Linked DNA regions of Homo sapiens: region 2 is linked to region 1. The links are chromatin contacts, found by Hi-C or POLR2A ChIA-PET in ENCODE. All regions are on one chromosome and are shown on one strand. The core of a region is the stretch at or near the end of the contact, and the rest is flanking DNA. Distances in the headings are between cores, read along the strand shown. Region 1 holds the start of MAFK (MAF bZIP transcription factor K). Region 2 holds the start of AP5Z1 (adaptor related protein complex 5 subunit zeta 1).

Region 1 (7,168 bases), core at 1,834-4,333:
GCATCATTCACCGGAGTTGCCCCTGCCCCTCTCTCTTTTCCTCATCCACGCGCCAACCAGGCTTGATCCCAGCCCTCAAGCATCACCCGCCTGAACCCACAGCACCTGCCCAGGCTCCGGCCTCCAGCGTCTCCTGTCTGGACCACAGCTTTGCCAAATGGGATGCCCTCACCCTGATCCTGGTGCCCCCCACACAGCCCCACAGGCAGTCAAAAGTCTTGGGGGTTCCTCCCAAACCCCGACTCCCCCACCCCAATGCCGTTTCAGGTTTCTGATCACCATCTGCAGAGAGCACGTGGTTCCCTGCCCTGCTTCTTCCAGAAACACTCCCCACTGCTCTCCTCCTCGCGTAGGCAAGCACCCTCTACCAAGGCCTGGTTCTAGATCCTTCTGGGGACAGGGGGCCTCCCCAAGGCATGGTGAGCTCCTTGCAAGCAGGGAGAAGGTCTTCCCTACACCCCACACTAGCCCCCGCTGTACGAGATGAGCCGGCCCCGCATGGGAGGGCAGGGAGAGGGCAGTCTCCACCCCAATACCTTCCCCAGGACACCCGACGCACAGTGCGGAGAAGCAGGAAGGCTCTACACCAGACCCCACCGGCCTGTGGGACAGGCCAGCAGACCTCATGGCCTGGGCTTCCTCATCTACAGCAGCTGGTCGGGGGGTGGGGCATGTGGCCACTCAAGTTCGCTTGTACCTGCTCTAAAACTCTATGATTTTAAGACGACACTCCCAGTTTCCTGAAACTGTAGGAAAGCGGAAACATGACGAGTCTGTGACTTATAAAAAGCAAAAATAAATAGCGGGGAAAGGCATCTTCCATTCGCGGAGAGCAGGGAGGGTGGGGACGGAGCGGTGAGTCACTGTTTACTGTTGAAAGGCGGCCACACGGAGCCCTCTCTCAGCTGGCCAGATTTCCATTTCCCGTGTGGACTGGACCCGAAACCCAGAAAGTCCACTCCAGAAACCTTTAGACTCAGAAACAGCTGGGACAAGAACAGGCACAACTTCTTCTCCGTCTGGGTGGCAAACAGCTTTGCCAGAGACTGTAAACAAACGCAGCCATCGCTGAGCCCCGTGGGTGAAAGCACACGCCTTGTAGACAGCGAAGTGGCCCGGAAGACGGTCTCCCTTAACAGCAGCCTCCCGGGTGCACACAAAGGCTGGCGCCCCGACAACCCTGACCCTCGGTAAACGCTGGCTCCCGGGTTTACCAGCACCTGGGGAGTCGACGCTGCGGGCAACCAGCCCCTCAAAGCCCTGGCTCGGTTCAAGGATAAAAGGCAGGAGAAGCCTGGTTTTTCTGCTTTAATAAATGTCTTATTTTGGAATAATGAGAGGTCTAGTTTTAAAAGCAGACTCCCTCTCCCAAGGTCAAACTCAGACATTCCTACTGGGTTACCTAAGAAAGGGAGATGTTCTCATAAATGGCACTGGACGCCCAAATAGGGTGTAGGTGTGTCCCAGACACCTGCACAGCCCACCTATGTTCTCCAGACCCCGCCCACGGCTCTTTTAATGCTCCATGTCCCTGAAGACATTGGGTTTGGAGAAGCTGCATAGGGCACCCCACTCTGTGTTGGAGAACCCCTTACAACAACACACCGTGACGGTGAAACCTCAGTGCCAGTAAAGAGACCTGGCAGCCCACCCTGGAGAATCAGAGGGGTGGGAAGGGCGCTGCCAGAGCCGAACCACACAGATATCCCCTAGACCACGATGGGGGGCGGTGGGGGGCGTTTTGAGTCTCAGGATCTTCCCAAGGCCAGGCACCTGGCCAGAGATTGGCTGGCTGCCTGTGGGTCACCTGGTGAATGAATGGTGAGTGGATCTAATTTCTGCCTCAGCTACAAGAGCTACTTAAGAAGCAAGAAAACAGCATGCTCAGGGACGCAGGACACCAGGAGAGGGACACGGGAGGCCCCGCGAACACGGACACACACGGTGTGAGCGCGAGAATGCAGTGCAGGGCCACTGCTGTGTCCCAGGCGGACCCAGGTCAAGGGCCAAGGCCAGGCGGGGTCCTGGCTTTCTGGGTTTCTCGGTGGCGCCTGGTCCCACCCCCCAGGATCTAGAGGCTGTGCAGACGCAGACACACACAGTCACGGGCACATACACAGTTTCCTGAACTTGACAGAGGCACAGAAGAACTCACGCAGTGGGAGCGGGAAGAGGCCGGAGCCCCTGCCCCACACGTGAGCAAAGGGACGAGCCTTGGGGCCACTGTCACCTGCCCCCCTCCCGCCTCCCCACGGCCTTCCTTCCAGCAACCCTGGCAGGTGGGCGGCTGAGAGCGACACCAGTCCCAGGATCCCGCCTGTGGGGAGACCCGGTTACCCCCACCCCGTTCCCGGGCACGCGTGACCCCAGCCACTGGGCCAGAGCGCCGCCCGTCACCGGGAGGAAGCGCGGGGGGCAGTCCGGGGCCGCACGCGGAAGCCACGCTGGGGCGGAAGCCGCGGAGAATCCACGCGCCCGCGCCCTCCCCGCACCGCCCGCACGTGGCGCCCGCCCCGCCCCGCCCCCCGCAGGTGTGAAGGCGCGGGCCCGATGCGCGCCGCCGACCCGCGTGGATCCTCGTCCTCCCAGGTCTGGGGTCCGCGCCCTGGGGCCCCCGGCGCGGCAAGCATGGCCCGGGCGGCACGTGCAGGGGAGAGAGCCTCGCGTCCCGGGGAAGCCCCCGGGCCTGCGGGGCGGGGCCCACCTGGGCAGGTGCCCGGGCCGCGCCGCGGGCCGCATGAGGGTCTCGGGCCCCGCGCACCCAACCCCGCCACCCTCGGCCCGCGCCCCCAGGCGGCCGTGACTCAGCGGCCAGGTAGCCCCGGCCCCGCGCCCCGGTCCCCGTCCCCGCCGCGGCCCGGGCCCCGCTGCCCCACCGCCCCTCACCTGGCGTCGCGCGGAGGGCGCGGGCGCGCGGCGGCTCCTCGCGGGCACGCGCTGTCCTCGCGCCGGCGCTCACTGTCGCGCTCCCCTCGGCCGCCGCCGCCGCCTGGCGCTCGGGCTCCGACTTCGCGAAGAACAACAAGTGCCCCCGCGCCGCCCGCCGCCACCGCACCCGCCCGCCCGGCTCCCCAGCATCTGACACCGCTTCCGGGATCCGCGGCGCGCGCGTCACACCGCCCTGCCCCCCGGGCCACGCCCCCTCCCCGCCCCGCGGCCACGCCCCCCGGCCACGCCCTCCTCTCCCGCCCGGGGGGCCGCTGGCCCCGCGCGCACCTGCAATCCCCGCGCTTTGGGAGGCCCTGCGGGAAGATCTCTGGAGGCCGGGAGTTCAAGACCAGCCTGGGCAACATAGCGAAACCTCCCTTCCCCCATTCTCTGTCTCTATAAACATAAAAAACATTAAGGCCAGCTGGGAACGGTGGCTCATGCCTGTAATCCCAGCACTTTGGGAGGCCAAAGCAGGAGGATCGCTTGAGCCCAGGAGTTCCAGACCAGCCTGGACAACACAGTGAGACCCCCATCTCTACAAAAAAATTACAAAAATTAGTCGGGCGTGGTGGTATGTGCCTGCGGCCCCAGATATTCAGGAGGCTGAGGCAGGAGGATGGCTTGAACCTGGAAGGTGGAGGCTGCCATGATTTCATCACTGCACTCTAGCCTGGGTGACAAGGTGAGACCCTGTCTCAAAAAAACAAAACAAGCAAACCAGCAATGTAAAAATGGGGATAAGCGGCTAGTGATCACAGCCTCTGTGGGTGGGGCCAGCCCCCTTCTAAAGCCCCAGCTGGTGGTTGCCAGGGGACACAGCAGGCCCAGGATGGGGTTAGGGCACCACTGGCCCAAGGAGTCCTGTGAGGGATCCTCAGGTGGGGGCGGGCCCCTGAGGGAGCTGCCTCTGCTTCCTGTCACAGGTGGAGGACAGGCTGGAGAGGGGATCCGTCTGGAGCCCCTTGCCACGCTTCTGGGTCCCCAAGTCCCGCCCCCCTCTGAGCGCTGCAGGAAGAGGAGTTTCAGGCCTGGGCAACCGAGGGCCCCCCAGGACACCCATGGCATCTGCCCGGGGTTCTGGGAAGCCTGTTTTCTCAGCTCAGGTGGGACCCGGGAGCCTGTTTTCTCGGCTCAGGTGGGACTCAGGAGCCAGTGCAGGGAGGTCTGTGCATCTTCTGGGTGTCGTCCTTACCACCATGTGGCTGGGGATTTAGGCAGCAGCCCAGTGGCCTCTTGCTGTGGAGCGCGGGGGCAGCCTCCCGGGCCATCTCTCCCCCCCACTTGCGGGTTCTGCACTGGCCACCTGGGAGGCCCCTCCTTGCTAAGGCCCACACGGCCGTCTGGGGCAGCTAGCCACAGTGATGCCTGCAACCTGGCCGCAGAAACAGGTGCCAAGAAATAACTCAACAGCAGCAGTAGCGACAATGTCCCACGTCCCCAGGATGTTTGCAGAAAGACATCCCCCGGGGATGGGAAAGGTGCTTCCCTTGTCCTGGCCCACACTCTGCACTCGGGGTCCTGGGATGCGCTGGGAGCCTCCAGAGAAGCTGTGGCCATCTCCGCGGGACTCTTTACGTTACTCATGGTGTCGCTCCTCTAACCCAAATGCATTCTTTCCATAGCAGGCTTTTGTTACTAATCACACACTTTTATTATCTCTTTAATTTTTTAATTTGTATTTATTTATTTCTGAGATGGAGTCTCACTCTGTCGTCCAGGCTGGAGTGCAGTGGCACCATCTCGGCTCACTGCAGCCTCCGCCTCCCAGGTTCAAGTGATTCTCCTGCCTCAGCCCCCTCGAGTAGCTGGGATCACAGGTGCCCACCACCACGTCTGGTTAAATTTTGTTTTTGTTCTTGTTGCTGTTTTGAGATGGAGTCTCACTCTGTTGCCAGGCTGGAGTGCAGTAGCACGATCTCGGATCACTGCAAGCTCCGCCTCCCAGATTTAAACAATTCTTCTGCCTCAGCCTCCTGAGTAGCTGGGACTACAGATGCCTGCCACCACGCCCGGCTAATTTTTTTTTTTTTTGTATTTTTAGTAGAGACGGGTTTCACCATGTTAGCCAGGATGGTCTCAATCTCTTGACCTTGTGATCTGCCTGCCTCGGCCTCCCAAAGTGCTGGGATTACAGGCGTGCGCCACCACACCGGCTGATTTTTGTATTTTTCGTAGAGACGGTTTCACCATGTTGGCCAGGCTGGTCTCGAACCCCTGACCTCAGGTGATCCACCCGCCCTGGCCTCCCAAAGTGCTGGGATTACAGGCGTGAGCCACTGCATCCAGCCTAATTTTTAAAATTTTGAATTATTTATTTATGTTTGTTTTATGAGACAACATCTCACTGTCGCCCAAACTGGAGTTCACTGGTGCAATCACAGTTCCCTGTAGCCTCCACCTCCCAGGTTCAAGTGATCCTCCCACCTCAGCCTCCTAAGTAGCTGGGACCAAGGGCTGGTGCTACCACGCTTGGCTAATTTTCTTTGTTTTTTTTTGTAGAGACAGGATCTTGCTCTGTTGCCTAGGCTGGTCTTGAACTCCTGGGCTCAAGTGATCCTCCCGCCTCGTCCTCTCAACGTGTTGGGATTACACGCATGAGCCACTGTGCCTAGCCAAAGTTTACTTTTTATTGTGGTAAAGTAAACATCACATAGAATTTACCATTTTAACCATTTTTTTTAAGTTAAAAAAATATTTTTTCAGAGATAGGGTCTTGCTACGTTGGTCAGGTTGGTCTTGAACTCCTGGCCTCAAGCAATCCTCCTACCTCAGCCTCCCAAAGTGCTAAGATCACAGGTGTGATTAGGTGAATAGGCTGGGCATGGTGGCCATCACACTAGGCCAAGTTAACCATTCTAAGTGTACGGTTCGGTGGCGTTAAGTACATTCACGTTGTGGTACAAACATTGCCATCATCCATCTCCAGAAATTTTTCATCATTTAGTAGTTCCTTTTGTAAAAAAATGTTAAGTTCTGGCTGGGCAAGCTGGCTCACGCCTGTAATCCCAGCACTTTGGGAAGCTAAGGTGGGTGGATCACCTGAGGTCAGGAGTTCAAGACCAGCCTGACCAACATGGAGAAACCCTGTCTCTACTAAAAATACAAAATTAGCTGAGTGTGGTGGCGCATGCCTATAATCCCAGCACTTTGGGAGGCTGAGACGGGCAGATCACCTGAGGTCGGGAGTTCAAGAGCATCCTGACCAACATGGAGAAACCCCATGTCTACTAAAAATACAAAATTAGCCAGATGTGGTGACTCACGCCTGTAGTCCCAGCTACTCGGGAGCCTGAGGCAGGAGAACCACTTGAACCCAGGAGGCGGAGGCTTCAGTGAGCCGAGATTGCACCATTGTACTCCAGCCTGGGAAACAAGAGCAAAACTCTGTCTCCAAAAAAAGAAAAAGTGTGTGTGTGTGTGTGTGTGTGTGTGTGTGTGTGTGTGTGTGTGTGTGTGTTTTGAAACAGGATCTCATTCTGCCACCCAAGCTGGCGGGCAGTGGCACGATCCTGGCTCACTGCAGCCCGGACCTCCTGGGCTCAAGCAATCCTCCTGCCTCAGCCTCCCAAGTAGCTGGGACTACAGGCATGCACCATCATGCCCAGCTAACTTTTATATTTTTAAATAGAGATAGGGTCTCACTAGGCTGCTTAGGCTGTTCTTGAACTCCTGGGCTCAAGCAATCCATCTGCTTCAGCCTCCCAAAGAGCTGGGATTACAGGCATGAGCAACTGTGCCCAGCCTTGAAGAAAACATATGTAACTTTCTTTATAACTTCAGAGTGGAAAAAGGTTACTCTAATCATGATTAAAAATCTAAATACCACAAAACAGATTCAAGGCAAAAATCCTCGGAAGTAAAGTCACAACACAAAGCACACACTAGGAAAAATACTTGCAACTCAGATCTACCAGGCAAAGGGCTCCTAAACGTGTATGAAAGAACACAACCAATAAAAGAAGGCAAAGGAGGTGAATAGATCATCCACGGAAAAAGAAATCCACAGGACAAACATGTGAAAAGGTGTCTGTAATCAGAGAAATGCACATCAGAGAAAGACATTGCCGTTCTGCTTCTTGTCCAGGCGAATCCCCAAATCAGATCTCGTGCCCCAAAGGCACGGCTCAGGGAGCGAGCCCTTGGACGCATTGCTGGTGGAGGGGCCAGGCAGCGGAGCCCCAGGGAAGGAGTCTGGCCACACTGTCCATGAGACCATGGCCCCGATTTGTGCTAGAAC
Region 2 (7,168 bases), core at 2,811-5,310, 3.2 Mb before region 1:
GGCAACGAGAGCAAAACTCCGTCTCAAAAACAAAAAAAAATAAAAATAAAAAAAATTCACTGGGCATGGTGTAGTCCCAGCCACTTGAAAGGCTGAGGTGGGAGAACTGCTTGAGCTGGAAGATCAGGCTGCAGTGAGCTGAGATTGTGCCACTGCACTCCAGCCTGGGTGACAGAGTAAGACTCTACTTCAAAAAAAAATATATATATATAATATAATATATATGTTATATATAATGTTATATATGTTATATATGATATATATGTTATCATGTTATATATGATATATAATAATCATGTTATATGACATATAACACGTTATGATATATAACATGTTATATGTTATATATCATATATAACGTGTTATGTTATATACGTTATATATGTTGTTATATGCGTTATATACGTTATGTTATGTTATATACATTATTTCTAATGTTATATATGTTATATCTAATATATGTTATACATAATATATGCTATATATTATGTTGTTATATATGTTATGTTATATATGTTATATAGTTGTTATATATGTTATATATAATATATAATATGCTCTATCTCAAAAATGTATATAATATATATTTTATATATATTACATATAAAAATATATTTTTATATCTATCTATCTATCTATATATATATTTTTTGAGATAGAGTCTTATGCTGTCACCCAGGCTGGAGTGCAGTGGCATAATCTCAGCTCACTGCAGCCTGATCTTCTAGCTCAAGCAGTTCTCCCACCTCAGCCTTTCAAGTAGCTGGGACTACACTAAGCCCAGTGAATTTTTTTTATTCTTTTTTTGATTATATATAAAATATTATATATCATTATATATTATATATAATGATATATAATATAACATATAATATATAACATATAATTATATTATATATTACTAAATATATATGTAATATATAATATATAAAATGTTATATATAAATTATATATACACACATATACATATATACACACAATGGAAAATCTTTCCCAGAAAGGTGGAACCCCTCATCCCGATTAAATTCCCTTCAGCATATTCTCCAAGTCTCAAGCTTCTCTCTAAAATCCAACCCACCCAAACCCTTCAACAGCTCCCCACTGCTTTCAAATCCAAACTCCTACAGACCCCAACGCTGCCTCCAAGAGCCCGGCCCCGCCTTCCTTCTCCAGACTCCATGTCCTGTTTCTTTTGCTTCTGTCCCTTCGCACAGACCCTGTGCCTGATACATGCCCCACTAGCTCCCGAGCTAGTGGGCTGAGGCTCTTCCTCCTGGAAATCCCCGACCTTGCGGGGCACCCCTCCATGCCCCCATCCTTTACTCGCTTCCCGCTCTCTCCATTTATCCTTCAGCTTGCAGCGCTATCTTTGATCACTTTTTGCACCCTTGCTTTCCGTATCTCTGACACATTTAGAGAGAAACTAAAGTTCACTCCAAATCTTTTTGGCTTTCTTTGGAGACAGGGTCTCCCTCTGTCACCCGAGCTGGAGTGCAGTGGCACCATCATAGCTTACCGCAGCCTCAACCTCCTTGGCTCAAGTGATCCTCCTGCCTCAGCCTCCTGAGTAGCTGTGACTATGGGTACGTGCCACCACACCTGGCTAAGTTTTTTAAAAATTCTGTTTTGTAGAGACGGGTCTCGCTATGTTGTCCAGGCTGGTCTCAAAGTCCTAGCCTCAAGCGATCCTCCTAACTCGGCCTCCCGAAGTGTTCGGATTACAGGCGTGGGCCAGTCACTGCGCCTGGCCGGCTCCAAACCTTAACCCTCAAACTACAGTCATTTATTTTAAAATATCATCAGAAATCACAGGCTTAAGAATATTGTGAAAACTGGTAAGCCCTAATAGATTAACCTTCTTGAAACCCTAACAGAGGGCAACTGCAGAACTCATGTATGTTACATAGGGAAATTCAACCACACTCTATCCTCAAAAACGGCTGCCCACCCGAGCCAGGGAGGCAGAGAAACAGGTATTTAAATAGTGAGGGCTCAGCCGGGTATGGTGGCTCACACCTGTAATCCCGGCACTTCGAGGGGCCGAGTCAGGCGGATCACCTGAGGTCAGGAATTCGAGACCAGCCTGGACAATGTGGTGAAATCCCATCTCTACTAAAGATACAAAAAATCAGCCGGGTGTGGTGGCGGGCGCCTGTAATCCCAGCTACTTGGGAGGCTGAGGCAGGAGAATTGCTTGAACCCAGGAGGCGGAGGTTGCAGTGAACTGAGATTGCGCCATTGTACTCCAGCCTGGGCGACAGAGGGAGACTCTGTCTCAAAAGAGACTCTAATAAAAATAAATAAATAAATAAATAAATAAATAAATAAAGAGGGCTCTTCCTTTTGTTTTTCATGTCACAAGTTTATGACCTTGAGCAGAATGTGACTGGGAATGAAGTTCTCAGTGGGTGTTTTTCCTTGTCTCTTGGCAAGGACCTTGGGATTAACATGTTACATGCTGAGATGCCAGTATTTTTCATTTTCATATAGTCCCCACATTCACATGAATGACATATCTGTCCAGGATTGAAGGGAAGGTTGCCTATGTTGAGCTGCTGGGAGATGGTGCTGCATATTCACCAAGCCTCTTCCTAATGAGTGGACTCTTAAGGGTTATTTTGATCAGAGATTTTTGTCCTGTTCGGGCTTTAGAACTTAACCTGCCTTCAAGACCTCACTCACTATAATCACAGCAATTTCAACCACCCGAATCTTTCCCACCAATTGGTCTAGCTCTGAGTCCAGGTTTGCTTGTTTGTTTTGACATGGAGTCTCGTTCTGTCACCCAGACTGGAGTCCAGTGGTGCGATCTTGGCTCACTGCACCCTCGGCCTCCTGGGTTCATGCACTTCTCCTGCTTCGGCCTCTCACCTCACCAAGTTTGTTTACGTTTACCAAGGGGCTGTAGTGCTGGCTGTATTTTCTTTACTTTTTTTCTTTTTTCTTTTGAGACGGAGTTTCGCTCTGTCCCCCAGCCTGGAGTGCAGTGGCGCCATCTCAGCTCACTGTAACCTCCACCTCACAGGTTCAAGCAATCCTCCTGCCTCAGCCTCCCGAGTAGCTGGGATTACAGTCACCCACCACCACGCCCGGCTAATTTTTTTTTTTTTTTTTTTTTTTGTATTTTCAGTAGAGACGTGGTTTCCTCATGTTGGGCACGCTGGTCTCGAACTCCTGACCTCAGGTGATCCGCCTGCCTTGGCCTCCCAAAGTGGTGGGATTACAGGCGTGAGCCACCACGCCCGGTCAGCATTTTCTTCTTTTAAACATGTAGTATGAAGTCTTTGCCTGTTTGGTGGACCGTGAGTCTGTTCAGTCCTGGCTTACACTGTTTTCCCCCATGACTGGTTAGTTGGTGAGGAAGGAGCTACTCACTCGTTACTGGGAGTCCAGACACAGCCTGAAACCAGCCTGGAGGGTGATTTCTCAGCCTAGCTAATACATCCGCGCAAGAGAGATCTTTTTAAGTCACAAAACCCTCCCACGGTTCCGCAAAGCCCTCGGATGGCCTCCAGCTCCCCAGCCTGGCACACAGCCTTATTCCTTAGCAGGCCTCCGGACACTGTGACTTTGCGTTCTTGACTGTGAGGCACTGAAATCTCCCGGCTGCCCGATTTCCTGCCAGACGCGGAGTTCTCACCGCCAAGCCTTTGACTAAACTGTCGACTGGGTCCCACCCCACTTGCTTTCACTCACCAAGACTCTGCTCAAGTGTCACCTCCTCCGGGGACCCACCATGACCCTCCCCGACCTCCTCACCCCAAGCCTGGCCGCCGTGTTGCCTTACCCGATCCCCAAGTCTCGAGGGCGAGTCCAGTCGGGTTCCTGCAAGGCTGGCGCCCAAGCCCCTGCCCTGTGAGACCCACCCCCGTGTGCCCCTAGGGAGAGATGCAGGAAGGAGGGCCGGGGCCGCAGCTCCCCCGTACCTGGCCTGGTGGAGCAAACTCTCCGCTCCTGCCGAGAACATCACGCCGCCGCCACCAGACGCGCACGAACCTCGGAAACTCCAGGAGCTGCAGCCCAGGAGCTCCGCACCCCGGTCAACTTCCGGGACCGCGTCACGTGAGCGCAGCGGCCTTACGTGGCTGCGTCACGTGCCGCATCACATGAGCAGGAGGGACAGGTTGCCGACCAATGGGCTTTGGCGTGGAGCGACTGGGGCGGGGCGTAGGTGCCGCGGCCGGGGGTCCGGGTCGGCGCCTGGGAGCTGCGGAATCGCGCGACCCCGGAACCTCGGCACTCTGGAGCCCCGGCGCCCTTCGACCCCGGAAAGCATTTCGGCGGAAATTGGGCGCCTGGGGCTTTGGGAGAGGGCATTGCTGGCCCCAAAGTGTCACTGCCCCAGTTCTGGTTTCTGTTTCGTAAACAGCTTTGTCGTGCGGGAGTCCCTTTGCTAAGTACGACCTGAAAATCTGATGCAAACTCCGACACTTGTGGGCTGAGCCCAGCAGTGTCCAGCAGTTTGCAAGGAATAGCCGCGGCTCTGGGCAGTTTTGGGGATTTTTTGAGCTCCCATTTATTGAGCACCCATCCCGCGCTGTTCCTGCTGCTTGAAACGAAAAAATCCCTTATTCAATCCCCACGGTATTCATGGGATCTCGCGATCTCTGTTTTACAGATGAGGCCACAGGCTCGGAGAGGGGAAGTTTCTGTTCATTCTAACGGATGTGTTGGGTGCCCAAATGTGCTGGGCCCTGGCCATAAGTTTGCCATCCTGCAGACGGCCGAGGGACACAGGGCGACACGCCAGCGTCATGATAAACGCTATGACAGCCTGACCTGGTTGGGGGTCCAACCGGAGGAGGAAGGCTTCGGCGACTGCGGCCTAAGATGAGCCCAGAGGGTGTCCAGACCAAGGGGTGGGGAGGGACGGGCCTAGGGTAGCGATCTGCTTCCTATGGCTTAAATGCACCCCAGGAGGAAACTGATCTCTGGCCGCAGGGGAGATAATGGATTGGGAAGCTCCTGAGGGAGAAAGGAGGCTGGTGCAGTTGTGGTCCAGGTAAGGGAGGTTGCCCCGAAAGTAGGCAGATTCAGTACCATTTAGAGGTAGGATTTGCACCACCTGTGATTGAGGAATTTGCAGGCAGGAGGAAGAAAGTGGAAAAATCAAGGGTAACTTCATGTTTGTGGGGTGTCTGTCTGGGGCAGAAAAGGACGAGGAAATTTGTGCCAAGAGTCATTCATTAAGTGGACAAGCGATGATTGAGTCCTAGCTGCGCTAGGCACTGCTGAAGGTTCTGGGGAATAGGGTAGGGGTGGGAATCAATGTTGCGTAGATAGGGTGGGTCAAGGTTAGGCCTTGAAGGGATAAGCCCCGAGAAGACCCCTGGATGGAAGGAAGGAGGAGGAGGAGGGAGGGCTTCCTGCAGGAGTTCCAAACATGGCTTTGAGATGCCCTAGGGCGCCCAGTGATGTCTGAGGGCACCTGGTGCAGAGAATGAAGAGATGGGAATCGGTGGATGGTGAGCGGTGGATGGGAGTCGGTGGAGTGCGGCGGGTGCCCCTGGAGCCGCAGGTTGAAGACTGGCAAAGGAAAGCTGGTGACAGGTAGTCTATGGAAAGCCTACTGCCAGTGTTTAACGTTTACTAGGGTAAAACGTCCACACCAAAGCGCACAAATCTTAAATGAACTCCACTATTTACATTTCTAGAAATCGGTGGTAAATTTGCAAATGTCTTAAGCCTCGGCTCCATTGGCGACGGTGGGGAGCCGGGGGTTGATTTGTGTTTGATAATTTCTGTGGTGTAAATGTTCCTGCCATGGTTTGAGTTCAAGACCTAGACCATTTCCAGCTCCCCAGAGGTTCCCCGCTGTGGCCCCCTCCCAGTCAACGCCCACTCCCTTCCCCCACAAGTAACTGCTAGTCTCTCTTATCACCAGAGATTAGTTTTGCGTCTTTTTATACTTCATGCAAATGGAATCGTACCGTACTTAGCTTTTCTTGTTCGTCCATGAATATTTGGTCGGTTTCCAGATTTTGACAATAACGAATAGAGCTGCAGTGCACAATTGTATGTCTTCTGGGGTTCTGAGAGATGCACCCCTCTTTGTTGTATAGATACCAGGTTCACAGGGAAGCTAACTTTAACTGAGATTCCAACTGTGTGCCAGGAATCTCAATCTCTCTCTCCCTCTCTCTCTTCACACAGACACGACCTTAAGCAATTTTACCAGGGGTAATATTTGACTTGTTTCTTACAAAATATTTACATTAGTGTAAAATATTATTTTAAGGTCTCACTAGTGAAAAATGGTTGTGCTAATCAAAAGCAAAAAAGGCCAGGCACGGTGGCTCACACCTGTAATCCAAACACTGGGAGGTCGAGGCAGGAGGATCGCTTGAGCCCAGTTCAAGACCAGCCTGGGCAACATGGCAAGACCCTGTCTCTAAACAAGCAAGCAAACAAACAAACACAAAGACAACATCTTAAAAAGGAAAGATGCAATTAATAATTAGCCAACGCAGATCCCTGGAGGAAGCCTACATACGCTTCTCACTCATGTTTGCTATTGGGCTAAAATGTTTTTCTTTTTTTTCTTTTTTTTTTTTTTTGAGACTGAGTCTTGCTGTGTCCCCCAGGCTGGAGTGCAGTGGCGTGATCTCAGCTCACTGCAACGTCCACCTCCTGGGTTCAAGCAGTTCTCCTGCCTCAGCCTCCCAGGTAACTGGGATTACAGGTGCAAGCCACCATGCCTAGTTAATTTTTTGTATTTTTTTTAGTAGAGACGGGGTTTTACCATGTTGTCCAGGCTGGTCTTGAACTGCTGACCTCAAATGATCCACCCGCCTTGGCCTCCCAAAGTGCTGGGATTACAGGCGTGAGCCACCGCGCCCAGCCTGGGCTGACATCTTAAACTAGAACTAATCTGTTAAAGTTATGTTAACCTCTTACAATGGAAATGGAGTAACTTGAAGGAAGACAGAGAAGCAGTGAAACCTTACCTGCAATGGTGGGTAACTGTGCCATCGGAAAAATGCAAGTTATTGAACTGAGGGAGTCACATGCAAACACTACAGAACCTTGACAGAAGAGAGACATGTGACAAGCATGCACCACTGTCAAGTCTGTCGGAGGCAGTCACACAGACACACCCAAGGGTCTCATAAGTCTGGGGGACTCTCAGAAGAGACAGTGACTGATGGCATCGCAGCTGAGCTTCGGG

The links. A loop is a pair of places that touch in the nucleus more often than their neighbours do. ChIA-PET counts read pairs that join two places held with the same protein, here RNA polymerase II (POLR2A). Pooled maps may share reads with other maps.
Region 2: a map of sigmoid colon shows a loop between it and region 1 (5-fold over the local background). The contact joins the promoter of AP5Z1 here to the promoter of MAFK in region 1. A Hi-C loop is called at or near these places in 1 of 168 maps with a recorded cell type or tissue (sigmoid colon), 1 of 37 single-sample maps with no recorded cell type and 6 of 50 pooled maps. POLR2A ChIA-PET finds 5 or more read pairs at or near these places in 1 of 52 experiments (activated T-cell).

Annotation. Positions count from the first base shown.
Region 1 is chr7:1,526,617-1,533,784 of GRCh38, reverse strand. It overlaps MAFK (MAF bZIP transcription factor K), which reads right to left and starts at 3,083. Exons shown (of 3, transcript NM_002360.4): 1 at 2,887-3,083. It overlaps LOC100128653 (a long non-coding RNA gene), which reads left to right. Exons shown (of 1, transcript NR_149036.1): 1 at 1-1,332. RefSeq lists enhancers at 598-707, 678-972, 898-1,047 and silencers at 2,364-2,493, 2,984-3,253.
Region 2 is chr7:4,772,515-4,779,682 of GRCh38, reverse strand. It overlaps AP5Z1 (adaptor related protein complex 5 subunit zeta 1), which reads right to left and starts at 4,060. Exons shown (of 17, transcript NM_014855.3): 1 at 3,927-4,060. The coding sequence starts at 3,967. RefSeq lists enhancers at 3,382-3,491, 3,512-3,571, 3,912-3,981, 4,412-4,501, 4,542-4,591 and 2 more and a silencer at 4,102-4,231.